Linked DNA regions of Homo sapiens: region 2 is linked to region 1. The links are chromatin loops, found by intact Hi-C in ENCODE. Cell type or tissue: heart left ventricle. All regions are shown on one strand. Links, peaks and the distances in the headings refer to the core of each region. The heading gives the core; the rest is flanking DNA. Region 1 has its middle 33 kb from the start of BMNCR. Region 2 holds the start of LOC102723529 (a long non-coding RNA gene).

Evidence for each region. Hi-C counts contacts between places; a loop is a spot of excess contacts. Peaks named below come from ENCODE experiments on the same cell type or tissue, not always from the same donor. Only the 100,000 strongest peaks of a DNase experiment are listed, where the experiment ranks them.
Region 2: a loop joins it to region 1, with 2.9 times the contacts of the local background. A loop is called at or near these places in 33 of 110 quality-filtered maps.

Annotation. Positions count from the first base shown.
Region 1 is chr1:203,436,683-203,445,012 of GRCh38, forward strand. No RefSeq gene overlaps it. Among named protein-coding and RNA genes, the nearest start is that of BMNCR, 33 kb to the left of the region's middle. RefSeq lists an enhancer at 4,257-4,466. In heart left ventricle, for the core only: a CTCF peak has its summit at 4,368; a DNase peak (open chromatin) is centred at 4,319; H3K27ac peaks cover 4,972 bases.
Region 2 is chr1:203,364,813-203,373,142 of GRCh38, forward strand. It overlaps LOC102723529 (a long non-coding RNA gene), which reads left to right and starts at 8,171. Exons shown (of 7, transcript XR_922438.3): 1 at 8,171-8,300. In heart left ventricle, for the core only: a CTCF peak has its summit at 4,493; a DNase peak (open chromatin) is centred at 4,349; H3K27ac peaks cover 1,888 bases.

The DNA.
Region 1 (8,330 bases), core at 319-8,318:
AACTACCATCAGAGTGAATAGGCAACCTACTGAATGGGAGAAAATTTTTGCAATCTACCCATCTGACAAAGGGCTAATATCCAGAATCTACGAAGAACTTCAACAAATTTACAAGAAAAAATCAAACAACCCATTCAAAAAGTGGGCAAAGGATATGAACAGACACTTCTCAGAAGAAGACATTTATGCAGCCAACAGACACATGAAAAAATGCTCATCATCACTAGCCATCAGAGAAATGCAAATCAAAACCACAATGAGATACCATCTCACACCAGTTAGAATGGCGATCATTAAAAAGTCAGGAAACAACAGGTGCTGGAGAGGATGTGGAGAAATAGGAATACTTTTACACTATTGGTGGGACTGCAAACTAGTTCAACCATTGTGGAAGACAGTGAGGCGATTCCTCAGGGATCTAGAACTAGAAATACCATTTGACCCAGCGATGCCATTACTGGGTATATACCCAAAGGACTATAAATCATGCTGCTATAAAGACACATGCACACATATATTTATTGAGGCACTATTCACAATAGCAAAGACTTAGAACCAACCCAAATGTCCATCAATGATAGACTGGATTAAGAAAATGTGACACATATCCACCATGGAATACTATGCAGCCATAAAAAGGATTAGTTCATATCCTTTGAAGGGACATGGATGAAGCTGGAAACCATCATTCTGAGCAAGCTATTGCAAGGACAGAAAACCAAATACCTCGGGTTCTCATTCATAGGTGGGAATTGAACAATGAGAACACATGGACACAGGGTGGGGAACATCACACACCGGGGCCTGTCGTGGGGTGAGGGGAGCGGGGAGGGATAGCATTAGGAGATATACCTAATGTAAATGATGAGTTAATGGATGCAGCACACCAACATGGCACATATATACATATGTAACTAACCTGCATGTTGTGCACATGTACCCTAGAACTTGAAGTATAATTAAAAAAAAAAAAAAAAGAAGAAGAAGAAGAAGAAGAAAAGAAAGGTCAGGCCGCTTAGAGCAACAAGCCCCTCCTGATTTACAAGATTCGGTCCGCGCTGCGAGTTTTGGGATTCCACCGAAATCCTTTGGCCCATCCTGCAGTGGCTTGGCACCGGGTTTGTTTTCCAGGCAGATTGCCTCCACCTGCCCTGGAATTTTTCTGGCAATGAGGCCAGCACAGTCAAGGAGAGGGGTCTGGGAGAAGGAGAGCTAGTAGCACCCACCCTGTGGAATGGCAGGAGGCTCTACAGGTCCCTTTGGCATTTGTCAGAGGAGCTAGGAAGGCGGCCTCAACTTCCACCTGTCCCCTCATCCTACTTCTCCCGGGAGCAGGCAGCTGGGTCAGCCAGCCATCAGGATCCAATACAGACTCACCCTAGCTGTTTGGTTTCAGTCTGCCCAGGACGGCAGCTGGAGCTGCGGTGTGGTGGGCAGAGATAAGGTCTCCGCCAGAGGCGGGCATTGAGCAGGGCTGAGATGTCTGGGCGGGAATGGGATGTGGGAGGGGCCACCCTAATATGCGGGATATCATCAGTCCGCTGCCCATCTGAAAAGAAAAGACAGGGACAGGGGCACAGAGAGAGGGGTGGGGGTAGTTCTAAAAGCCCAGGGGAAGGAGAAAAGGAGGAGAAATCAGGATATTGAAGAAAAAATAAACAGATATGGTGGAAAAAGAAGGGAAGAAGGAAAAAAATATTTTTGCATCCTCCTGGAAAGCAAAACAGAGAAAATAACTTCATTCCTAAATTGCAGTAGGAAGTATTGGGCTAGATGGGAGGAAGAAGAGAGGCCCTACCTAACTTTTATCCACTAGCCTGAGTTATACAGTGAAATGCCTTCTTTAGAAGTTCCAGGATAGGATGAAATGCTTTAGAGGGAAGAGAGGGGTCAGCCCTAAATACATGCAGGGAAGTGGGCCAAAAGACCTCTGAGAGGCCCTTCTAAGTAGACCTTAAGATTTTCTAAGAGGGAAAAGACAGAGAAGGCAAAACAACTCTAAGAACCAGAGGAAGGGGCAGAACTGACATTTATTGAGAGCCACCATATCAAGCACAGGGCTGGGCACGCTGCAGACATTATCCCATCTGTAATTCACACTCCAGCCCTCCAAAGTAGGTGCTATTTCTCTGTTTCACAAGTGGGTAATTTGAGTAATATACAAGGCTCTCTTAGTTGAATGGCAATTAAGTAGCAGAATCAGGATTTGAACTCAGGTTTGACACAAATATCCATGGTCTTTCTACCAGGCTCCTTCTTGGGAATGGGCAGTTGGAGGATTCTTACTGGTGGTAGAGGAAGCTGAAATGGTATAATGGAGAGAAGACTGAACCTCAAAGACCAAGGTCAAACAACTGGATCCAACAAGTAAATGATGTCCTGTGACCTTGGACAAATAATTTCCATATCACAGTCTCAGTTTCCCATCTTATAAAGTGAGGGTGGGGGCTAGATGCTCTCTAAAGCCTTTTCCACCTCTGAGCATATGGAATTTAGCTGGAAACTGACTTCCCATTTACTACTGTAGCTTCTCATTTCCTACTGCTGGTATTATGTAATCTTCTGGGCATAAGCTCTAGGTGTGAGAACCGTTCCTGCAGCCTGTTCAAGATTGAAGTCAAGACTGGAAATTATAATGACATTGCCTTAAGTGAGTTTGATCAATGAATAAGTAGTTAACCAAATAAAGAAATAATTCTTTATTAAGCCTCCCATGTGCCCGGTGTGATGTTTAACTGATAATACAAAGGAGAATTGGACTTGATTCTTCAGCTCCAAGGAATTTACAGGCTAATCAGAAATCCACACCCACAAAGGATGTTTGCCAAGTGTGATCAGAAATCACTAACATCTTATGGAAAAGCTTTGAAAGCCATGGCTGCATCAGCCTGCCTCTCCCACTTAGAGACGGGAAAGTTTATGTGAGCCAGGGTCGAGGCTGTTTGGGACTGTGTGATCTCTGTTTTGACGGCTGTGCTTTGCCTCCCTTGATGCTGGCTGCCTCTCACACATTGCTGAAGCCGTAGTTAATTGTCTCTGACTGTAATCGATCATCTCGGAGTGGGGAATCTGGTGCACTGGAACATGACCAGTCTAGGACCATGACCATGGTTCAGTCTAGGACCTGTCTAGGGGGAGACAGACCAGGAATAACAATTCATGGGGATGGCATGAGCATGCGGCAAGCAGAGAGAGGCATGTTGCACTTAGGAACAGTGACCAACCTGACTTCAGAAGGTGAGGTCCTCGCAGGAGAGACCACTGGTGTCAGGAGAGATCAATGGTGTCAGGAGGAGCTGGAGAGACAGGGAGAGGTACAGGTGGAGGCCTTCCTGGCAGAGGGGAGGAGAGTTGTTCACAGGCCTGGAGGAGAGAGAGCAAGGGTCTTGTCCCATGGATTGCAAATAAATGCTTGAGTCAGCTGGAATAGAGGACCAGGGTGCTGTGGGAAGAGGCAGTAATGAAGGGTGGGCAGAGCCAGATGAGAAGGATCTTGCGAGTGAACCGGGGGGCCTGGCTTTATCCTGAGAGTAACAAAGGAGCTGTTCCCCATGCTCCTGTCTAGAACAGCCTACTGTGGACTGTCCCCTTCCTTACCTCTCCTTTTAGGGCTCTCTGCCGCACAGGATACATTCCTTTCTACTTGGCCTGGTCAAATTCCACCCATCCTCTCTGGGCCCTGTTCAGATTTTCTTTCCTCCAGAAAGCCTTCCTAAACTACCTCATTCCACTAATTCACTCAACAAATGTGTACTGAGCTCCTCCAGCAGGCCAGGCACTGTGCTAGGTGGGCCCACCCTCAGGCAGCTTGCAGGGTGCAGTGGTGCACAACCCTCACTGACATTGCCTCCTGTGATCTCTTCCACGTGCCCAGCCAAGGTGGCTGTCAAGGACACATCCATAAGCAGTCTCCTCTGTCCTCAATAGACAGCTCTTCTTCATCTCTGCATTCTGGGGCTGGCTGGCACAGTGCTGGGCACGTGGGGGTCCTCAGCCCATATTTTAGAGATGTCTGGATTTCCAGCAACATTAAACTGAGTGGAAATTTCTCCCAGCTGACACCCACTCCTTTCCCTATTCTCCCTCTGCAGAGAAGAGAGACGGAAGCTCCAGCAGAACCTTTAGCACCAGGATGCAGAAAGAGAATGAGAAAGAGGGATGGGAGGGGAGGAAATGCCTGGGCTGTGTGCCAGCCCCGCATGCCTTGAGCCAAGCTGGGAGTTCGTGGTCCTCTGTGCTCTGGAATGTGACAGGGGCTTGCCAGGGCATCGTGGAGTGGCTCCTCTGCAAGCCACTCACTCCTCACCCTGGACAGAGCTGTGCTGGCAGCTCCTCCTGGGCCTTCCTTGAAGTGCACGGGTGCCCCACGGTGGACAGAAAGCAGGCCGTGATCTCACTCCTCCTGAAGGCTTTTGTCCCATTAACTAAAGGGCTCAGAAGCCTTTGTCCCCATAGGGTGTTGTTCCTTCCCTTGCATGGAGGTGAGCCTTGGGCTCCATGGTGTAAGAATCCCATGTTAAAGCCCTTTCTCTGACATGTGACCTGGGCTCTCTGGGTTTTTGCCTGACAGCGTGGTACACTCGTCCTCAGGTCAGCCCTGGGTCCCTGTGTCATCCTCTGCCAAATCAGGCAGACACCCACCCCCTTCTCATGGGCGTATCTTGCCCAGTGCAACTTTAAGAACAGAATTCAACTCTTCTGAGATTAGTCTAAATGCCCAGATTGGGGCTGGGGCATCCTGTGAAATTCTTCCACCTTCAGGACCCACTCACTGTCTCCAGAGACGGTCCCTGCTCTAGGCAGAGGCATGGAGAGCAGAGGCAAAGGGAACGGAGGCCAAGGAGCCACAGAGGCTAAGGTGAAGGGCTGAGGCGCAAGGCTGCAGGAGGAGTGGGGTTCTCCCTGACTGAGGCAGAGCCCTGGAATGCTGTGGAATGCAGGAGCCTACATCTTTACATTTTATTTTTTGTTTTTTCCTGAATAACCAGCTATGTGTAGCTGCTGGAAAGACACGGGTGTTCACCCCCCAGAAGCCCTGGGATGGGCAGTTCTATCCCTCTTGGCTCATCTCTGAGCTGTCTGCTGGTCCCTCACCTTCTAGGGCATGAGCCTCCTGGAGGGACACTGCCGGTACCCTACCAAGGAGGCTAAGCTGGAGCGAGAGACAGAGATGCAGCAGGGGAAAACAGCTCCAGCGAGCAGTAACCAAACCGGGAAAGGCCAGGAGGACACAGGATTAGAGACAAGGAGGATGGAGGAAAAAGGCAGCTTGGAGGGATCAAAGGATAAGGGACAGTCCGAGGGCAGGGAAAGTGAGCAGGGGCTATATTTATCCACCAGAGAGAAGGAAGCCTGCAGGCCCTTCCTGAGATCCACGAGCTAGGGGCTGGATTAGGGGCTTCTCATTTCATTTCATTTTCAGTGACACATTCCGCTTAATCCTCATCGCAGCAAGGATCCATGCTGCTGTTACAAGAATCTCGGCCTCTGTAAGGAGTTCAAGTAATTTGCTTGAGTATCCAAGACTAAAGTGATGGAGTGGGGATTTGAATCCAGGTCTGTGTGATTCCAAATGGTCCCTAACCCTCTGTCAGCAGCTTACCTGAGAGAGAGGAGGCTGGATCCACTAGTGGAGACAAGAGAACTTGAGCTCCAGAATTCTAGAATTTTAAGACTGACATCGGGGTCCCCTATACCAGCTCTAGCTCCAGGAGAAATTAGATGCAGTGAGAATAATGTTATGTTTCAGTTAGGTAGCCAATTAATTTTGAGAGGAAGTTAGAAAACCAACCAACCTCTCTCCTCCTCCTTCTTTCCTATCCTCCCTGCCTTCCTCCTTCTATTCCTCTCTCCCACCTTCCTTCCCTGCCTCCCTTCTTCTCTCCCTCTAAATTATTTATGGAGCAATTACATGTCAGGCATGATGTAAAGTCTGAAGAACAAACATGAATAAGGGCCAGTCCGTGCTCTTGGGGAACTCACAATCCCTTGGAATATTTCAGGAACCCGAAGCAGCTCTTTACGCGCCCCTCTCTATCAGTTGTTTTTTCCTTCCTGTCTTTACTTCTGTACTTCTGCGTCCACTATCAGGCCCAGCAAACCTCTTCTCCCTCCAGCCCCAGATCCCTCTGTTTTGAGAAGGGGAAGGTCAAGCTCTTGACAAGCCCCTCCCGTCCCGGGGCTACACTAGAGTGGGCAGTGATGCCACAAACAAGGCTTCTAAAAGCCCCGAGCCTTTGAGCTCCTTGCACTCATCTGGACGCAGCTGGGCCCGGGACAGCCCAAATTCTGCAGGTCATAAGTCACGCTGACTTCCAATTCTGGAACAAATGAACAGTTCCTTGGCTTCCATCCTCTTCCCCTCATAGCCACTGACCGACTGTCTCATATGCCCAGAGCCACCCACCACACCCCATTCCTCTCTGCTACTCATTGCAGAGACACTTAGAGCCCCATCACCCACATGGTCCAGTCTCAAAGTGGTTGTCACCAAATAAACTCAGTCCAGCAACCAAAAAATATTTCAGAAAAACTCAAGTTATTGGTACACCTTCTCTGATGCAATGAAGAGGATGGGGTAGGCCAGAACAGTACTTCTCAAGGTCCTAATTTTTCTCTCCCATTTATTTCTGTACATATCAGATCTGATCTGGCACCTCTCCTTTCCAAAACTCCCACCTCCCAAACTCCTTTTCCAGCTCTAACCACACACGCTTTCTCCTTCTTTTCTCCCTTTTCCTCCTGATTCTGCAACACAAAAGCCCTGCATATACAACCTGGCTAGGCAAGACCCTCCCTGGAGAGAGGAAAGGAAACGATGACTGAGTATCCTCTTTCCTAGGCAGGAAAGAGGGAAATGGCCAGAAACCCTCAGATAGTCATGTTGTTTCCCCATCATAATTGCTGTCACTCCAGGGAGCTCTTCCAGATCACTCAAAGCCCCAACTGGGCAGAACAATTTTTGGACAAAGTGACCATATATCTTATATACTATTGTAGTCAGCCCTGATTCAAATATTTTGTCCCAATTCCAAGCTACAATGGTCTACTATTAGTCAATTGTCCCGATTCTGAGTTGGAAAGATATGGTCAGCATATCCCTGACCGACCCTTCTTGCTAGTGTATTCTGACTGGATTAAATACTTACCGTATGCTGTTGATTGTGTTAATGTCTGCTTGGTCACCTAGAGACTCTAGGTTCCTGGAGCCCCCAAACTGGGTCTATTCTCATTTTGTCCTAAGCCTCAGGAATAGGTCTATATTAGCTGAAGCTACATAACAATTACCTTGAATATTAATGACTTAAAACAACAATAATCATGGACTGTCTCACATTGTTTCTATGGATCAGGAATCAGAGTGGCTTGGCTGGGTGGTTCTGGCTTGGGCATTCAAACGAAGATGTAGTCAAAATGTCAGCCAAAACTGCAGTGTCTAAAAGTTTGACTGGGGCTGGAGGATCCACTTCCAAGGCTGCCTACTCACATGGCTGGCAAGTTGGCACTGGCTGTTGGGAGAAGGCTTTGGTTCCTCTTCAAGTGTATCTCTCCATGTGGCATGGGCCTCCTTGCAACATAGTGGCTGGGTTCCAAAGGTGAGCATCTGGAGACAGAGAGCCAGCCAGAAGCTGAGCCCTTTTTTATGACCTAAGAGAATGTAAACCCTGCCTCTTGGTGGGAAGACTATCAGTTACAAGAAGAGCAGATGGCTTGGGATAAATTTGTAGGTGTGACCATCTTTGGAAAATACAGAGTGCCTCAAGGTCTCTGACACTTTTGAGCCCATAACAAATGCTCTTTGGTCAACTTAGTATTTACTGACACCTGGCGATGAAACTGCCATATCACAGAGGGCCTGAGATAGGAAAATAATTCAGGGTTCCAATTCTTTGCTCTGTATTTATACCCTTTGCCATGAAATTTTATAATGCCTTCCTACCTGACACTGGCCAACAACTTGATTTGCCTTGACCAGTGGAACATCAACAGATGTGAGTTAGGCAGAGGCCTTAAAAAGTGCTTGCATTTTTCTCCCTGGGCTCCTGCACATCTACCTGGCCATGCAAAATAAGTCCGGGTTACCTGACTTACCTATTATCCCAGCTGATCCACAAACATGTGAGCAAGGCCAGGGGAGATGAAAAGAACCACCCAGCAACCTGTAGGTTTGTGTCCAAATAAACACTTATGGTTTCAAGCCCCTGAGTTTGGGGGTTGGTCAGTTGTGCTGTGCTTTGAGGTGATCACTACCTGATATAGCCCTTTCTTCATGCTAACAGGAGAAGCACCTCATGAACTGGGAGCCAGGGACCTGTGTTTTAGTTCTGGCT
Region 2 (8,330 bases), core at 139-8,138, 72 kb before region 1:
CATGATCCCAGCCCTGGGGTCTACCTTCTGATCTCCTCCCTCCCTTCTTGTTCAAAGTCTATGGTTTTACTGCTTAAAAAAAAAAAAAATGTGTCAGCCACTCCCAGCTTTTACAATTCTGAAAGTGTCAAGACCAGTGAAGAGTTGTGTGTTGTGTTTTGTTTTGACGTCTCTAAAGAAAGCGATGGGGAAGAGCCCTAGAGAGGCTTAGCTTCAGGGAAATCCTGAGCCTTAAAGGAAGGAGAGCAGGGGGTTCCCCCAGTACATATACAGGCTTCCATCTTTTTACTGCTGCCTCCAATGATTCTTAGTGACACAGAGGTTGAAATGGGATGCGTCGTCCAATCACTGGCCTGGCATGGGGCAGTGGTTACCTTGGTTAGGAGGAAATGGAGAGTGATTGCCAGGGGGGCAACTGGGAGGCAGGCAGTATTCTATTCCTTGACCTAGATGGTGTTTATGTGGGTTGTGCTGCTTTGCTTGAGCTATACATTTGTGTTTGTGCATTGCTATATGTGTGTTATTACACTTCACAATAAAAAATTTAAAGAAAAAGAACTTTGGCTTAAGAGTTAGAATATTTGGGTTCAGTCTTTGCTCTTCCACTTATTTGTCATGGTATCACAGGATAATCACCTTAATCTCCCTGATCTTCAGTTTTCACATCTATAAAATGAGATCAAAAAGCCTTTAAACTCTGATCATGTGCGGTGGCTTATGCCTGTAACCCTAGCGCTTTGGGAGGCTGAAGTAGGAGGCTCGCTTGAGCTCAGGAGTTCAACGTTGCAGGGAGGTATGATGGTGCCACTACACTCCAGCCTGGGCGACAGAGCAAGACTTTGTCTCTAAAAAACAAACAAAAGAATGGTTCACATGTGAAATATGGTGTTATTTTATGTAGAGCCAGATAAAGTTGGGGATCAGCAGGAGGGTAAAGGCTGCCGATGGGAATGGGGCCAGCCACAGAAAGGTCAGCAGTGGTGCTTCAGGTCTGGGGGAGAATGTTAGTGTTCGTTTCCTAGAGCTGCTGGAACAAATTACTACAAACTGGGTAGTTTAAAGCAAAAATCTATTTTCTCACTGTTCTAGAGGCTAGAAGTCTGAAATCAAGATACGGGCGGGGCCCCTTTCTCTAAACCTTCAGAGAGGAATCCTTTCTTGCTTCTTCCTAGCGTCCGGTGGCTCCCAAGAATCCTTGGAGCTCCTGGGCCTGTGGCTGCATCACTCCAACCTCTGCCTCTGTCTTCGCATAGCCTTCTTTGTGTATCTTTGTACCCAAACCTGCCTTTTTTTTCTTTATAGACACCACACTCCAATCCAGTATGACTTCATCTTAACTTGATTGCATCTGCAAAGACCCTATTTCCAATTATGGTCACATTCACAGGGGACTAGGACTTCAGCCTATCTTTCTGGGGCACACAATTCAACTTACTAGCATGATATTCTATGTAGGGCGACAGAAAATCCAGACTCAGACCCCACTTCTACCATTTTGTGGCCTTGCATACTGGCTTCTCAACTTAAAGGAGAAAGTAAGTAGGTAATTAAGCTTTGTTAAGTGACTGAAATGTGATGGAAGGGTATTGTGAAGTTGGTGGTATCTTTCTATTTTACAGATAAGGAGATTGATCCGGGAAGGGGCACAAAGGCTACCCAAGCATACGGCTGGTAAGAATGGTTTCCTGGAACATGAGTGGTGATGGGTTTCAGTCCATCTGGATTTCAAGTTTGATATAGTAAAAGCCTTATGATTTGATAGAATACCAGAGGGTTGATTCCTGGTCCGCAAGTGAATCAGAAGATGGGAGATTAAATAAATAAACTGTAGTTGAAACCAGAAACCAAGACTTGTACTGGCCTTGGGGAAATGATTTAGACTGCTAGAGCCCTGAGACAGGATGCACGACTATGTCATTACCTCTGGGCAGTGGTCAGTGCAGCACAAAGCCCTGCTCTGGACATGTGATGTGGACCTTGAAGGACAGGGCAGATTCAAATCTCTGCTCTATCTGCAACTGAAGTGGTCCACAGCTGCAACCCTACAGTGCCTTGACTCAGACTGGGCATGAATAGGTTCCCATCTTGAATTGTCTGTGGGTGGTCAGCCTGTCCACCTGTCCTCTACAGTCTGAGACCCCTAGAGACTCCGTCTGCTGGGCATGCAGCACAGCCCACCTCCCAGGCACTGTCTGAATGTAAGCACTGTGCTAGGGATGCAGAGAAGGAATGGGTTTTCCCACTCTGAGGAATTGGCCCTGTATCTGGGGTACATTCCCTCTTCTGAACCCTCTTGCCAGCCCCTTCTCAGGGGCCTAGCTCTCCAGCAGGTAAGGATTGATCTTCTTTTGCCCCGGCCCTCTCGTGGGGCCACAGCTGCAGCTGCCAACAGTTCTGGTCACAGCTCCAGGTGCAGGGGAAAGGAAAAAAGCGATTCTGTTTGCTCATTTAACAGCTTTGAATAGAGCCTTTCAGAAGGGCCTTTGCTTGGCTGGCTCTCTGGCGGCCAACAGAAACTGCTGCCAGGTATATCAACAGCCTTGGAGAAGTTGTCTATTCCAGCCTTTTCCTTTCAACAGGCCAGTCACCTAGAGAAGACTAAAGATGCCCCAGGGTTTGCTCCCTACCATTTGGGCTGCACTGGATAGGGTCAAGGGACCACAGCTGGAGTCAGACTTCTACAGGGTCCCTTGGATCAATGGCTCCCAAACTTGAATCTACCCAGGACCACCCAGGGCAACAGGTTCTCAGACTGGAATTGCATCAGAATCACCTGAGGAGTTGTTAGTGCATTTCTAATAAGTTCTCAGGTGTGGCTGCTGCTGGGGTTCACACTTTAAGGACTACTGATCCAGGGAGTTATAAACACAGAGTCTCAGGCCCTTATCCAGGAGATTCTTGGTTTGAACTGGATGGAGCCTAGGAATCTATATGTTACCAAGCTTGCAGGTGATTCTGAAACACAAGGTTTAAGAAACCAGTGCCTTTGATCTGCATTAAGTCAGTGTGTCCCAAACATACATTCAGGGGGTGGGCTTTGGGCCCATTTAGGGCAAGGGTAGTTATGTATATATAGACATCTCTGTACTTAGCAGCAAGCAGCAGGAAAGAAGTGTGAAATGAGAGTTTATTGCTGAGTGAAAACTGGGATTGCCCCTAAGGTAGATGGAGCTTATGTGCTTTGCTTTTTTAGTAGGTGAGAAATCAGATGTAGCTGGGGGTTCTGGTTACACTCTGGGACTTTGCTCAGCCTATCAGGGGATTATTTCCCCAACTTTGGACCATAAGTCAAATAAGAGTCCTGTACATTCTTCGCTCCTCAAAATTTCCCTCTTCCTAAAATGGATAGAGTAATGCAAGTCTTTGAGATTAGAAGGAAAAATGAATTTAAGTCATAATTAGCATCTTTGAGCTTCTTGCCATATTTGGGGCATAGCCTGGTGAAATGGGGCAAGGCGCGGGGGTGGGGGCGGGGAAAATGAGGGCAGTCCTTGCTAGAGGTCCCAGCTGCAGGGCCTGGGAGGGGTCCAAATGGAAAAAGCAGAGATGGCAAATAGGATTCAGTTCCCATGCTGGGTGTAATGGTTTGGTAGTGGCTGTCTGGAGCTCTGTGTCAAGGGGGATTTTAAGTCTTGCTTTAGCGGAAAAAAAACAGGAAAGAGTGATGTGATCGATTAAGAATGGCTACCATGGATATCTAATTGGGATCTTCTGTCCCTGGGCAAGAGCAGGAGGGCCAGGAGAAGAAACAGCTTCCAGAAACGGGTTCAATGGATGGAGCCTTCACTATAAGGCTGGTGGAGAAGTCTAGGTCCTCATGGGATAAGGAACTGGGGCTCAAGAGCAAAACAGAAAAAAGCCAGTTATCAGGCCTGGGGCTTGAAGTCAGAGGGGCATGAACAGCTAGGGGATGTGACGCACAGTCCCAGAGCACTGGGCTTGAGCACCTTCAATCCCACCTGCACAGGACCAGGATGGGGATGCATGGACTGTGCTGTGGCCCCGGTCACCTGGAATGGTGACCCGGCAAGGCTGCCTGCTGTGGCAGCCTATTCTGACTCATTCTGGAAAGAACACAGATTGGGTTCCTTGGGGCTCCAGAGTCCTGTTGGCAATGCTGACCTCTCCACCCTAACCTCTTCTATCCAGCCTCTGCTGAGGGACTGGCCAGGCCTGGACAAGTCATTTGGGAAGTGTCTGCAATCAGAAGAAAAAGAAAATAGCAAGGACCTGGGAGATCCATTAACTTTTCCACCCTGTGTCCTGACACCTGATTTTCCACTAGGGAAATTCATAGGATGCCTCTGCCTCCTTGACCTCTGTGGCCCTGGCTGGGCCTCCTGACTTTGTTGCTTCATCTCATCCTTCAGAAGATGACCTTGCATCAACTCAGGCAAAGCTTAACACCCAGGATTTCCCACCCCACCCTCCAACATCCTGTCCCTTGTGCAATCCCAGTTTCTGCTACAAGCCTGTGCACATTCCTATCTGAGGACAGAAGAGGTCGTGATGGGCTCACAATTAAGTTTCTGGAGCACCAGAGTGGAGCCAATTAGTACGCAAGGCCTAAACAAATCTTGTGCAGCAGGCTGGGGTTGACGATCTGGTCTTAGGGTTTTTGGGCTCTCAGCAGAACTGGCTAAGGAGAGGAAGCGATAAGGAGGCAGCTCCTTCCACCCTCCCACTCCCCTCAAATAACAGGACTACGGAAAGCAGCCTTTGACTGGTGCCCAAGACATACAAATCAACCCCCTAGCAGCATTTCATCTTCCCAGGTTGGCTGTCAGAGAAGCCTCTTATTTCTTCCCCAGGGTCCCAGGGCCTTTGTCATTTTTCCTCTCCTGCTCACTGTGCAACCACCATTCTATCCCAGTACCAGCGAGAAGTGTTCTTTCCAGGTCCTTCTCCCTGGCTCCTCCACCTTCCAAACCACGAGTACACAGGGTCCATTTAATGATGTCTCTATGTAGAAATAGACAAGAGAATAGGGAGTGTCCTCAGAGAACTTATAAACCCTTTGTACCAGGAGGAAAAGAGGAAGCAGGGCAGTGACTGACCTACAGTGACATGGGAGGCCAGTGATGCCTCCAGGTCTCACTCTTCTTGGGGGTACATCTGTTCCTCCTAACAAGATTGTACATTCTTTGTGAGCAGGAACTATGTCCACACATCTTCAAAGATCCATAAGGTCTTGCAGCGTCTGGCACATAGTATGTGCTCAATAAATGTTTCGTTCCCTCATTCATTTTTTCCCACAAGATTTATTGAGTGCCTCTTATGTGCCAAGCATGGGGACTACAATGATAAACAGGGCTGTGGAGCCCTGATTTCAAGGAACAATGACTAGAGGAAGATGTGAACACCTATAATTGCAAAAGAAGATAAAAAGTCATGATAGACTCTGTTAGGGTGGAGAGTTATCTAAGGCTTCCCAGGGAGACTTGAAGGGTCAGTAGGACCTTGTCAGGTGTTAATGAAGAGAAATAATTATGGCAGACAAAGGGAACAGACTTTGCCATTCCTGGGAAGCATGGAGGCACCCGCGGGATGTTATTACTTAAGTGACCAGACTGAAATGCAAATGATAGAGGCCTTTCTTTCTCATAATCTCTTCTCTGAAACCCTTCATTATCCTCCTCTTAGTGTGGAGGGGATTGGTGGTAGGTGGGAAAGAAGGAGCTCAGCTATCTTATCCTCCTCTCAGTTCTTCTTTAGACCACCTCTCCCCTTTCAACTCTCACACCTAATAAGAGAGGCGAAAGGGTGACAGCATGGCATAATGGTTAAGAGCAGAGACTTTGGAGTAAGACTTTCTGAGATCAAATTAGGCTTTGCTACTTACTAGCTATGTGATCTTAGAACACCCTCTCTGTGCCTCTGTTTCCTATTCTATATAATGAAGACAGCAGCAGAACCTACTTCGTAAGGTTACCGTGAGAAGGAAATAAGCCGTGTACAGCACACAGGAATAGCACCTGCACATCAGAAATGGTTAGTAAGTGCTAGCAATCTTTACTAATCCCATTTCAATTGCTAATGTTACAGAATTACGATACCTTGGGTTCTCTCCGGAGCATCTCTTATTTCAGACTCTGTAGAACTGGCTCCTGAAGCCAGTAGTTCTCAAACTTTGGTGTGCATCTGGATTCCCTGTGGTGCCACTGAGGCAGCCAAGGAGACTCTGCCTCTGGAGATTCGCATTCAGTGGTTCTGCATAGGGGCCCAGGAGTCTGTAATTTTAACGGTCTCTCCAGGTCTTTCTCATTAACACCAAGGACTGCAGTGTTGGGCCATTTGTTTCCCTTTCAGATTTAGGGACTTGAAGATCTTGCCCTATCTCTCCTGTCCCTCAGGGCTGGATTAACTGAAGGACTTTGTTACCTTAGAGAAGCACACCTGGGAGAGGGATGTGAATGTATTTGCATCTTGTTAGCCATCAGGAAGGGACGTGGACAATCTGGTATAATGGAGAAGGGGTCAGTGCCAATGATGAAGATCCCCATAGGGGTGTGAGTAGGTGGGCAGGCACAAATGCCCACATGTGCTTGACACCGCAACTCAGCTTCCAGCGCTCTAGCTACAGTGGAACTGAGGGAGGGCAGGGTGTAGAGAAGGGAGCTCCAGGCCAAATTTCTTTGTCACTTTGGCAACACCTGCACCACCTTCTGGCCCAGGGCTTTGGCTGCCGTCTTTGCCCTCAGCCTCTGCCACAGGTCCACAGTCTTCCTTGTTCACCCCAGCAGGTTGCTTCCTGCATCATGCTGTCCACTGCACTGCTTCATGTCTCCTGGGCCACAGGGCTGTTTTTGTAGGCCTTTCATAATCTGCTCCTCCTCTCCAATTAGCCTTATACAAGTCAGTTCTGCTCTGCAAGTTGCTGAGGTTAACTAGAACACAGAGACTGGCCCAGAGGGGTTAAAGTGGTGAAATGAAAAGAAGGGTGTATCATCCTGGGAGCACTGAAAGGAAGTGATATAAAAGTGATGGGGACAGGTGCAGTGGCTGATGCCTGTAATCCCAGCACTTTGGGAGACCAAAGTGTGTGGATCACAAGGTCAGCAGTTCGAGACCAGCCTGGCCAACATGGTGAAACCTCGTCTCTACTAAAAATACAAAAAATTAGCCAGATGTTGTGGTGCATGCCTGTAATCCCAGCTACTTGGGAAGCTGAGGCAGGAGAATCGCTTGAACTCAGGAGGCAGAGGTTGCAGTGAGCTGAGATCCCAGCTACTGGGGAGGCTGAGGCAGGAGAATCACTTGAACCCAGGAGGTGGAGGTTGTAGTGAGCTGAGATTGCACCACTGCACTCCAGCCTGGGCAACAGAGCAAGACTCTGTCTCAAGTTTAAAAAAAAAAAAAATGATGAGCCGGCTGGGCTTTGGGAGGCCAAGGTAGGTGGATCACCTGAGGTCAGGAGTTCGAGACCAGCCTGGCCAACATGGTGAAACCCCATCTCTACTAAAAATACAAAAATTAGCCAGGTGTGGTGGCTGGTGCCTGTAATCCCAGCTACTCGGGAGGCTGAGGCAGAAGAATCGCTTGAACCTGGGAGGTGGAGGTTGTGGTGAGCCAAGATCACGCCATTGCACTCCAGCCTGGGTGACAAAATGAAGACTCTGTCTCAAAAAAAAAAAAAAAAAAAGTGATGGGCCTCTGGGATGATGGCCCCAACCATTGGGATCACACAGCCGCTGGGGAAATAAACCCCCAAAATGCTGTTTGAGCAAGATGGCCAAAAAATGGTACCCTTGCCGCCACACCCACTCTGCATCAGTCAATCCTGGCACTCAAGACCCAGAGAGGCTGCAAATGCTTCTCAATGGAGTGCCTGAGGGAGCCACCACCATGTTTGGGGATTGATGTGAAGGTAACACTTAGTGGGCATCCCCGTCTGGAAAAATAAGCGAAGCAGCTGAGCTTCACCACATATTAAAAAACCAGCCCTAACAGATATCTGGTGAAGATATCTTCACCACAGGCAAAATAGGAAAGTAAGAAAGAGGCAGGGGTGAGCAGAGACTGGCTCCTCTTCTTCCTGGGAACACAGCTACCCTACATTTCCCAGCCTCCCTTGTGGCCATTTGACTGGGCTCCAGCCAATGGAATGTGAGGAGAAGCCACGGGCCTCTTCCAGGCCTGGTGCGTAAGTCTACCCCACACAGTCCTTTGCGATTTTCCTCTCCCACTTTGGGAGCCAGTGGATGAAGAGGGTGGAACCATAGAATAGAAGGAACCCAGATACAGATCACTGTTCAGAGGAGAGCTGCCTGCCAGTCAGGAAGACCCATTTTGGACTTTATGTGAGCAAAAAATACCTTCTTTCCTTCCTT